Linked DNA regions of Homo sapiens: region 1 is linked to region 2. The links are chromatin contacts, found by Hi-C in ENCODE. All regions are on one chromosome and are shown on one strand. The core of a region is the stretch at or near the end of the contact, and the rest is flanking DNA. Distances in the headings are between cores, read along the strand shown.

The links. Hi-C counts contacts between places; a loop is a spot of excess contacts on that map. Pooled maps may share reads with other maps.
Region 1: a loop to region 2 is called in a pooled map, with 5 times the contacts of the local background. The contact joins two enhancer-like sites. A Hi-C loop is called at or near these places in 2 of 37 single-sample maps with no recorded cell type and 2 of 50 pooled maps.

Annotation. Positions count from the first base shown.
Region 1 is chr6:13,424,927-13,429,946 of GRCh38, reverse strand. The region is part of intron 1 of GFOD1 (Gfo/Idh/MocA-like oxidoreductase domain containing 1); the gene reads left to right. Among named protein-coding and RNA genes, the nearest start is that of GFOD1-AS1, 59 kb to the left of the region's middle. RefSeq lists enhancers at 609-678, 1,689-2,118. Within about 2 kb of position 1,911, at least 16 of the 41 ENCODE cell types and tissues checked have a DNase peak (open chromatin) inside an H3K27ac peak, as active enhancers do.
Region 2 is chr6:11,457,799-11,462,703 of GRCh38, reverse strand. The region is part of intron 1 of LOC105374928 (a long non-coding RNA gene); the gene reads right to left. Among named protein-coding and RNA genes, the nearest start is that of TMEM170B, 77 kb to the left of the region's middle. RefSeq lists an enhancer at 2,293-2,482. Within about 2 kb of position 1,808, at least 7 of the 41 ENCODE cell types and tissues checked have a DNase peak (open chromatin) inside an H3K27ac peak, as active enhancers do.

The DNA.
Region 1 (5,020 bases), core at 662-3,161, 2.0 Mb before region 2:
GTGAGATGAGAAGTAGTGTGATCACTTTTGAAAAATACAACCTGCCATACCACTCTATACATGCATGTGTGTGTATATATATGTATAGTAGCATATTTGTATAATAATGTATATATTACATATCTATGTAATATTCATACATATGAATATATAAAACTTAAATGTTTTACAAAATAATACTTCCCTTATTACCTAGGGTACACTCTATGTTCTCTTCTATTCTTTTAAGAAAGATGCTCTTTGCCAACCCACTCAGTTGATTTCCTGCCACACTATTGTGTTGTGCCCTGTTCTATTTCTTCCAGATAGCCTTGGGCAAAGGGCTGTTTCTTAGAGCGCCAGTGTCTAGGCTGTGCTCAGGGCACTACCTGACTACGTTTCTGGCCAAGCTTTATGACGTCAGCAGTTCCTGTTGTACTCCTGGTTTTTGGCTAGCAGTAAACCCAAACTTTTCTGTCTGAGAGGACCGTGGAACTCACCCTCTCCCTGTGTCTGAAATTCCCTGAGGTCTTTGCATTCGATAGGCATTCAATTGCATTCAATAGTTTGTCGTTCTTAAAGCAGCAAGCTGGCAGAGCATCCTGGTTGATGGCATATAAACAAACCAATTCATAAGTACAGCCATTATTTCACGTTGGGGCCACACAACCCTTTGACAGCCAGTGTCTGCCGCATAGGAGACCAGCTCCTCCAGGCAGCCTGTGGCGCTGTTTCCCTTTACTGGCAGCTGTGCTATGGCCAGCCAGGGCTTCTCAGCCCAAAATGAGATAGCTCCAGTCTTTTCACTCTCATGAAAAGAACAGCTTCCCACCCATCTTGATTTCTGCTGGGGTCTTTCCTCTTTGTGCCATTTGAGAGCCACCTGGGAGCACATCTTAGTAAATATATGACCTGGGCTCATGTTTGTAGAGTCCTGTCTGAGCATCTAGCAAGCTGGCTCACGTGCTCAGGGACTTGGTACCAATTAAGACATTTATTCCCACTTTTCATATGGTCGAGAAGATGTATGTCCAACACAGTGCTTTTAACTAGGTCAGAGAAAAAGCAGGCGGGAAGCTATACATTTTACAATACTTAGTGGACCTTCTTGCTAGAATTAGTGAATGGTCAGAAAGTCCGCTTCTGATGGAGGGCCAAAGGGAGCTCTTTCAGCTCACAGCCGGGCTGTGGTGTTTGGGGAGGGAAGTTTGAGAGTGGCCGCAGAAGTACAGATGATCAAAAGCAGTACTCCTGCCGCCCGCCCTGGGAGGGGGCCTGGACTCCCTCAGGGAAGGCTTTTTTGGTGCTTTGGGTAGAGAAGCTGGAGATAGCAACTGTTGAATTTCCCCAGGCTTCGTGATTTAAAGCCCTGAGCCTTTTTCCATTGTTGTTCTTGCAGCGGCCTTTAATGTGCTGGGTGTGAAAGGGAGTGGAAATGAAAAGCCAGCGCATCGCATCGCACTGGGGGCCTGAGATCAGAAGGTGATGGAAAATGGAAATGTCAAGTTTGCGTTTCCACTGCTGGCCGCAAGGGCCTCAGGCGGCACCCCCTCCTCCCGCCTCGGCTTTCGCATCCTTCTCACTTCCTCCCCAGCCCCCCAGTTTTCACACGGCCCAGTGATAAGTGTCACTCTGGGCTGAGTGAGGCTCGTGGCTTGTCAAAAGAGGCACTAGGACGAGAACAGAGAAATTCAGCATGGGCTTGAGAGGCACGTAAAGGAACTGGCCTTCTAAAGACACCGCAGAGAGACCGCAAAGTGGGTTGGTTTTCCTTTTCTAACACTGAGAAGAAAAGGAGTTCAAAATTCACACATGGTTGATAGAAAAGACGATCTGTTTCCACATGGACTTTCCTATCTCTGTGGTGCCCAGGATGCTTAGACCTGTGAGTCTTTGAACCCAGCTTGTGTTGATGTAGCTCGGGGCACTGTCAGGCCTTTGTGCCCAGCCAGGCGTGGAGGTGTTTGAAAAGAGAGCCATCAACACCTTTCCATCGGGGACTTGCGATTTTTCTCTTTTGGTTGAGTCAACTTTGAAGTTTAGTAGTTCCTTCCCACGCTTGGTGGCCACAATGTCACGAGGCTCAGCCTGGTGTCGTGGGGCTGCTAAAGATTCCGTAGAGGCTGGAAAGGTGCCTGTCAGGGGCACCAGGAATTACGTACAAGTCTAAGGAAGCTCCAGGCTTAGGAAATAGTGGGATAAACCTTCCTTTATTATCGCATGGGATAATCACATTTGTGAAATGTAGATGTCTCAAATTTATACAAATTGAATTCTGAAAAACATCAGAAAAGTTTATTACAAAGCCTTTTTTTTTGAGACAGGCTCTTACTCTGTCACCCAGGCTGGAATGCAGTGGTACAATCACAGCTCACTGTAGCGTTGAACTCCTGGGCTCACGCGATCCTCCTGCCTCAGTCTGCTGAGTAGGCGGGACTAGAGGTGCACACCACCATGCCGGGCTAATTTTTGTAGCGATGAGATTTCACCATATTGCCCAGGGTGGTTTCAAACTCCTGGGCTCAAGGGATTCGCCTGCCTTAGCCTCTCAAAGTGCTGGGATTACAGGCATGAGGCACTGCGCCTGGCCAACAAAGTCCTTTTTTATCATCATGTTTTTAACTCTTCACAGTTTTCTATGTCTGTTACCTCACTTGAGCCCAGCTGGATTTTTGACCATTTGGATAACAGTTATTGGATTTTTCTGGAAGTCTCTACATGCATGTTCTCTGTTCAAAGGGCTTGAGGTGGACAAGTTATGCATGGCCTTCAGTTTTGGGAAGACTCTGTATGATCCTGATAAATGTAATTTCAAGATGATTATATCAAACTGAAAAAGGTGCATTGTGATCCTCTGTTACCTCAGTTTTGTCCTGTGAGGTCCAATCACACACAACTTCGGAGCCACTGCCCGCTTCCTTGTAGTTTACAAAAAATGCTTTGCCACGCTCATCACAATAACTGTGAGAGAGATATGATTATATTTCTGCTGTGCAGAGGAGAAAACTGAGGCCCAGAGAAGTTAAGTAACCTCCCCCAAGACACAGATATGAGAAAGAGATGAGACTCAAACCCCAGCCTTCTGGCACCAGGGGCATGTTCTTCCACCAACAGACACTGACAGCCGTTGCCAGAACAAGAGAAAGCTGGGCAGAAGTCGACACCTTTGGCAAAGGGCTGCCTGTCCTCTGGCCTTGCTGGTTGTTAGCCCCGCTTCTGCTCATAAGGTCCTGCATTATCCCTCGCTCAGGGGTTGCCTTGCGATGGGCCTGGTCACTCTGCTTCCGCATCCTCAGGGGGCTTGTTCCTTCTGCTTGTCCCAGGTGCTCCCTGGACCTCACCTACCTCGGGTGCCTTCAGAACACCAGCAGGGGATTCATTCACCTTCTTAGGGGGTAGAGGCCGCTTCCCGGGCGTTTAAGGGACAGGCAATGGAAGTGGGATCCTTGAGAGACCAAAGGACAGTGACGCAGAGGTCATAGTTACTTTCCTGGGAGCAGAGTAGGTTCGTGTCTGGTTCCTGGTCCAGCTCCACTTCACTGCTCCCATTTCCCTTGTGGCCCAGATGGCACAGTAAGAGCTGGAGTCTGATGAATCTGGGGTTGTGTGTGGGACACCAAGCCCCATTGACGCCTGTTTCTGTGGCTTCCTGGCTCTCATATCTTCTGTATTATAGGACCAGGCAGTCTGGGCCTGTGGCCTGCCTGGGGGCGTGTGTGGCCTTCTTGGCCCAGAACTCCCTCCTAGGAGGCACAGCCAAGCCAGGGGAGAAGGGAGAGAGCTGGAGACTGAATCATAGCCTGACTAACCTGCTTTCCACGTCTGCTGGCTGCCTAGAAAGCTCTGTGATATTTGCATCTCGCATCGTGTGCCCTGGAGACTTAGAGGTAGAGCTACTTCAGAAACCCAACTGGCACTGCCTGGCGTGAGCCTGCTTCTGTGTGAGCAGCATGGCGGAAGACCAAGCTTGTCCAGCCTGCAGCCCGGCACGGCTTTGAATGTGGCTCAACACAAATTCGTAAACTTTCTTAAAATGTGAATTTTTTTCTTTCTGCGAGTTTCTTTTTCTTTCTTTCTTCTTCTTTTTTTTTTTTTCCTAGCTTATCAGCTATCATTAGTATATTTTATGTGTGGCCCAGGACAATTTTTTCTTCTTCCAATGTGGCCCAGGGAAGCCAAAAGATTGGACACCCCTGGCCTAGACCCTTTTCCTGAACCTGGCTGTCATCATCATTTCTGTCAGAGCCGGATGGAGACTATTTTTAGTTGGCTTTCTGGGTGAGATTTGACAGAGGCCAGGATGGGAGATGTCAGAATGTGTATACTGGTGAGGAAGCTGCATGGGATGAAGATCTTGAAGCTTTCAGATCTGAATGAGGACTGCCAATTCTGGTTTATCTCTCTGAGCAACCCCATGAGGGACTTTAACAAGCTCACAATTTTCAAATAGATTTTTGAGCTGTTTCCCAATCCTCCTAATCCTGTCTATTTTAGCTCTGGCCTGGGGAACATCAGCCCCAGGGTAGTGGCCAAGAACACAGGACACCTGGGGCCAGACTGCTTGGATTTAAGTCTGGGCTCTTCCTCTTACTACTTCTGGGACCCGGAACAAGTGACTTAATCTTTCCGATCTCAGTTTTCTCATCTTTAAAATGGTGGCAACAATGGTAACTAACTCAACAGGTTGTGGTAAGAAATAAATGTGTTAGGCCAGGCTCAGTGGCTCATACTTGTAATCCTAGCACTTTGGAAAGCTGAGGTGGGAGGATTCCTTGAGCTCAGGAGTTTGAGACCAGCCTGGGCAACAGAGAGAGACCCCATCTCTACAAAATAAACAAAAAATTAGCCCAGTATTGTGGCATGTGCCTGTGGTCTCAACTGCCTGGGAAGCTGAGGTGGGAGAATAGCTTGAGCCCAGGAGGTCAAGGCTGCAATGAGCCTAGATTGCACCACTGCACTCCAGCCTGGGCTACAGGATGAGACCCTATCTCAAAAAAAAAAAAAAAAAAAAGAATTAAATGTGTTAATATATATAAAGCCC
Region 2 (4,905 bases), core at 559-3,058:
CTTCCATGTAGGTCAATAGTGTCAAATCTCATGGTTGTCAAATGGAACATTTTTGTTTCTGATGACATCGTTGGAGCTCCAGGAAATAGCCTAGGGTCTCTGTATTTGAATCCATGTTTTCTCATGGCATGTGAATGTCAAGTCTGCAGTCTGGAACATGGGCAATTCCCTCAAGCAGAAAATGGTTGCACTCTCTCATTAATTAGGACCTATTCAGATATCTATGATCAGTGGTTTCAATATGAACCCTTTAGGTTAGAATTGCTGCCTATCAATTCTTTTTTTTTTTTTTTGAGACCGAGTCTCGCTGTCTCCCAGGCTGAAGTGCAGTGGCGCAATCTCGGCTCACTGCAAGCTCTGCCTCCCGGGTTCACACCATTCTCCTGCCTCAGCCTCCCGAGTAGCTGGGACTACAGGTGCCTGCCACCACGCCTGGCTAATTCTTTTGTATTTTTAGTAGAGACGGGGTTTCACTGTGTTAGCCAGGATGGTCTGGATCTCCTGACCTCGTGATCCGCCTGCCTCAGCCTCCCAAAGTGCTGGGATTACAGGCGTGAGCCACAACGCCCAGCCTATCAATTCTTTCAAAGTGTGTTTAAATTACACTAGTATGTGTGAGTTGCAGATCTTTCATGTTTTCCAGGTGGGAGGGAGAAGGAGAGAGGACAAACATTTCATGTTTCAACACAAATGAGTCTCCTTCAAGTCCAGTGTATTAATTAACAACTGGTTATCCTTAAAAATTGTAGTATAGTGTAAACAGGAATCTATTTATTTCACTAATTAATTCATTTATTTAGACATTAGCATGAATTCTTTATTCTTCCCTCTCTGACTACCTACACATTTCCACTCCCACACACACACGTGTGTGATAAAGTGTGTGTGCATAGTACATCCATCATATAGTACAAGGAAATGTAATTTGAAACAACGACAACTTACGCCACTAAAAGAGTAGACATTTTATCTCTGATACTTTTGACACCTACTATTACAGGCTTATTTCAAGAACACAATTTTCAAATACGTTGTAGTTGGCTCTACAAAAATCAAAATGCAAAATGACAGGTTTTTTTTTTTAACCCCAAATGTCTTATGATTCAAACCCTCTTGAACAGTGTAAGCCACTCTGAAGATCAAGTGCCACCCGTTACGGGAAAGGGTACAAAAGACCTTTGACCTGTCTGCTGCTGGGGAGTTTTGGCCACATCTGGGATTTCCATCAGCACTCACCTTCTTCGGCTCATGAAGAGGCCATGGCAGGTGTTGGTTAAAGAGGGGAAGTTGCTTTCAAAAGACTGAGATGAAAGAACTACTAGAATCAAATAGCTTACTGTAAAGACTGATTCTCTTTTGCACAGTCCTAAGAAATGACCTGTCCTTGGCCTTCCAAGATCTTGCTTCCAGAATATCAACCTGTCAGGACGGGAAAGAAGCAATAGCAGGTGAGACCATCTGAGGCGATCAGAGGGTCTTGATGGCAAAAACAAACTGACTCTATCCCTTTCCCAGACCCCAGACTCCCAGCTATGGTGGGACTAAGAATGCTGAATGCTGGTTCTCAGGCCAGTGAACCTAAGAAACTGAAGAGCACAAAAAGTGCTCTTGGCAGAAACTATTTTAATAGTGCTCGAAATACTTTTAATGAGAAGGGGAAGCAGGAACTTCAAATAAAGTTTCTCTTTTGCATTCCACCAAGAACAGATGTTTGCTTTATTCAAAGAAGTTTCATGGGGGTGATTTCATGCATAGCTAAGAGCAGCAGTAGGGTTTTTTAGCTGTTAGAGCTGGGGTTGATTTACATAATCAGGGTATTACCGCTCCTGTGGCTTTCTACCTATATGCTATTAAACATATGTGTGCTTATATCTGTGTGTGTATGTGTGTGTGTGTTCATAACGCTGGAATCAAGTAAAAGGTCCACCGTCATTTCCTCATCATTCTTGGGAATATTTACAGTATCAGGGCTGCTCTCTTATCCTCCAGCTGTAATAAAGGCAGCACTTTGTACAAAATATCTCATTTAATTTTTATGACAATCCCATGAAATAGGAATTACTGTCCCCACTACATAGATGGGAAGACCGATGCTTAAAGAGGTTGAATACACATGCTAAGGTAGCATAACCAGGAGGTGGCAGAGTTGGGATCTGAGCTGAGGAAGTCCAGGGCTCTCAATTACACTCCCACAAGATAAGGAGCATACATTGTACAGGCTGCACAAAGTCATGAAGAAATCTTGGGTAACCATCTGCAAGCCCATTTACTGATTTCCTCCCTTTAATAGGGCTGACCCACAAGCCCACACACTGTGGCATCCGCTCTCCGCTACCACTTCACCCTGTGTCTCTCTGCTTATGCTGATTTCCGTCCTTTCCAAGATTAGCATTTGGCCTGCCTTCTCTCTATGGCCTCACTGGCCAACCCTGTCAGCAATGTGCCCTGAATAATAGAATCAGGCATAAAGTCCTTGCCCATCTTTCCTAGTAGAAAGGGGATCCCTCCATGGACTTCTGGAGCTGTCCCATTTATGTAGCCATAGCTAACTGCCTAGTCTCTTCTTTCACCAGAGCTCCATGATACCACATCCTGTTGAAAATGACACAAGGAGGAAGAAAAAGTCCCTTTAGGTGGTAGTCATCAACTTTTCCTTTCCACCCCCTCCAGTATGTCTTCATTCTTTCTCTTTCAGCTCTTCAATTTACTGGATTTTTTAAGAGGCTGTGCTCTGTTGCTATGTTCCAGATAGGTAGGTAAGTAGGTAGACAGATTAGATAGATGGATAGATGAATAGATTAGATAAATAGTAGATACATAGATGAATAGATTAGGTAGATGAATAGATAGGTGGATAAATGAATATATTAGACACATGATAGATAAGATAGATAAATAGATTACATAAATAGATAAATAGAAGATAGATGAATGCATTACATAGCTAGATAGATAGGTAAATGGATGGATGGATGGATGGATGGATGGATGGATGGATGGATGGATGGATGGATAGATGTAGATGAATAGATGGATGGATAGGTGAGCAGATAGATAAATAGATAGATGCATATTCTTGGCTTGGGTTACCCCAGAAGCAACCTGAAATAAGAATTCACATGCAAGTAGGAAACACTAGTAGGGGAATAGAGAAGTGAGAAACAGGCAAGAGAAGAAAACCAACCAAAGGAGAATAATCAAGAAAGTTACCACTGAGGGCAAATGAAGCTGAATTCCACTGGGGAATTCTGAGAGACAGTGTAGAGCCTGCTACTCAAAGCGGACCATCATCATCATCATCATCATCATCATCATCATCATCATCATCATCTGAAGCTCTACCACAAATCCACTGAATCAGGATGTGAATTTTTAACAGGATCCCCAAATGATAAAGTTTGTAAAGTACTGAGGTAGAATATGCCTCAAAGTTAATCAGATGAAGGGGTGAGAAAACTGTGATAGTCATTACTAGCTTCCCCCTTAACACTGCTTGTGAGCTGTTTCTGAAGTTAATTCCCCTGCACTCCTGGCTTAGCCTTTGTATGAGCAGGGCATTCATGCCCCAGTGGTCAAAAAGGAAGTCCCCAGACAGAAAATCAAAGGTATTAGCAGGAAGCGGCCCTCAACATGCACAGCTATTACAAGTTCAGCTGTTAAATAGTTAATCTAAATATGATATTAAAACTGAGGTTAAATTATAATAATAAAAACAGCCACAACTCTAATGCTGATTCAAGGTTAAAGATGCATTAAATAGATTGAAATAAGCAGGATTTCATTTAGGCATTTATTCTCAAAAAAGCAGTTGATTTACCTAGTAGAAAAATAACCATTATCACAATTAACTTTAGGAAAATTCAATTAAGATTAATATTATTTTTTACTCAGTAGTTATTTCAGGCCCTCTCAAGCAGGCCATGAGTGAGATCATGAAATATGTTCCCATATTTCATTGACTTATTCTAATTCCTAATATTAACCCCCAGGAGGGGTGGGGAGGCACATGACTGAGGTTTTGCATTGCAAAGACAAACTATGTACTATATTTATTCTGGAGTACATTCACGATCTGAAATTATAGTGGAAAAAAAAAAGACTTGACTCCTATTATAATGCTAAACACTGGTAAAGACATTTGGAGAATATCCAGAAAAATCAGTGACTTCTCCCAGACACAATAGGCGCAATAAGGTAACTACACAAGAAAAGCAGTTTCCACAAAGATGTTAGTTCTGTTACCTCATACACGTATTCTAAAGGAGTACTGGAGTACTTTATAGCACACAAAGAAAAAATGTATTTCTTCAAAAAATTTTAAGATGCATTCAAAAAGTTTCTAAATCAGCTTGGAAAAAAATTAACAAACTAAGAACTTCTTAGAAACACTGAACTTAAAAGAAGTCCCCAAGAAGATTTTCAAGTTAAATATTAGGACTATAGAAAAGTATAAATCCAACATTTTTAGGCATGACAGGATATATTAATTGATGAGCACAAACTATACCTTCACACTTGAACTTCATGAAATATAATTGAAAAGAAAAATAAATGAGCTATATCCTTTCATAAATTTTTTGCTCGACAACACCAAATGAATTCTAAAATATTCTGAACATTATAGAATAAAATTATTGTTCATTTATTAACCAAATACCAAAATCAAAAAACTTTTGCTCAGTAAATGAAAAGTTAATGCATACAGCATATTCTTAACATACAGAATTAATAAAATCCTACTGAATAGTATTTTTTATATATATACTTTAAGTTTTAGGGTACATGTGCACAACGTGCAGGTTTGTTACGTAGGTATACATGTGCCATGTTGGTTTGCTGCACCCAGTAACCCGTCATTTACGTTAGGTATTTTTCCTAATGCTATCCCTCCCCTTCCCCCCGACC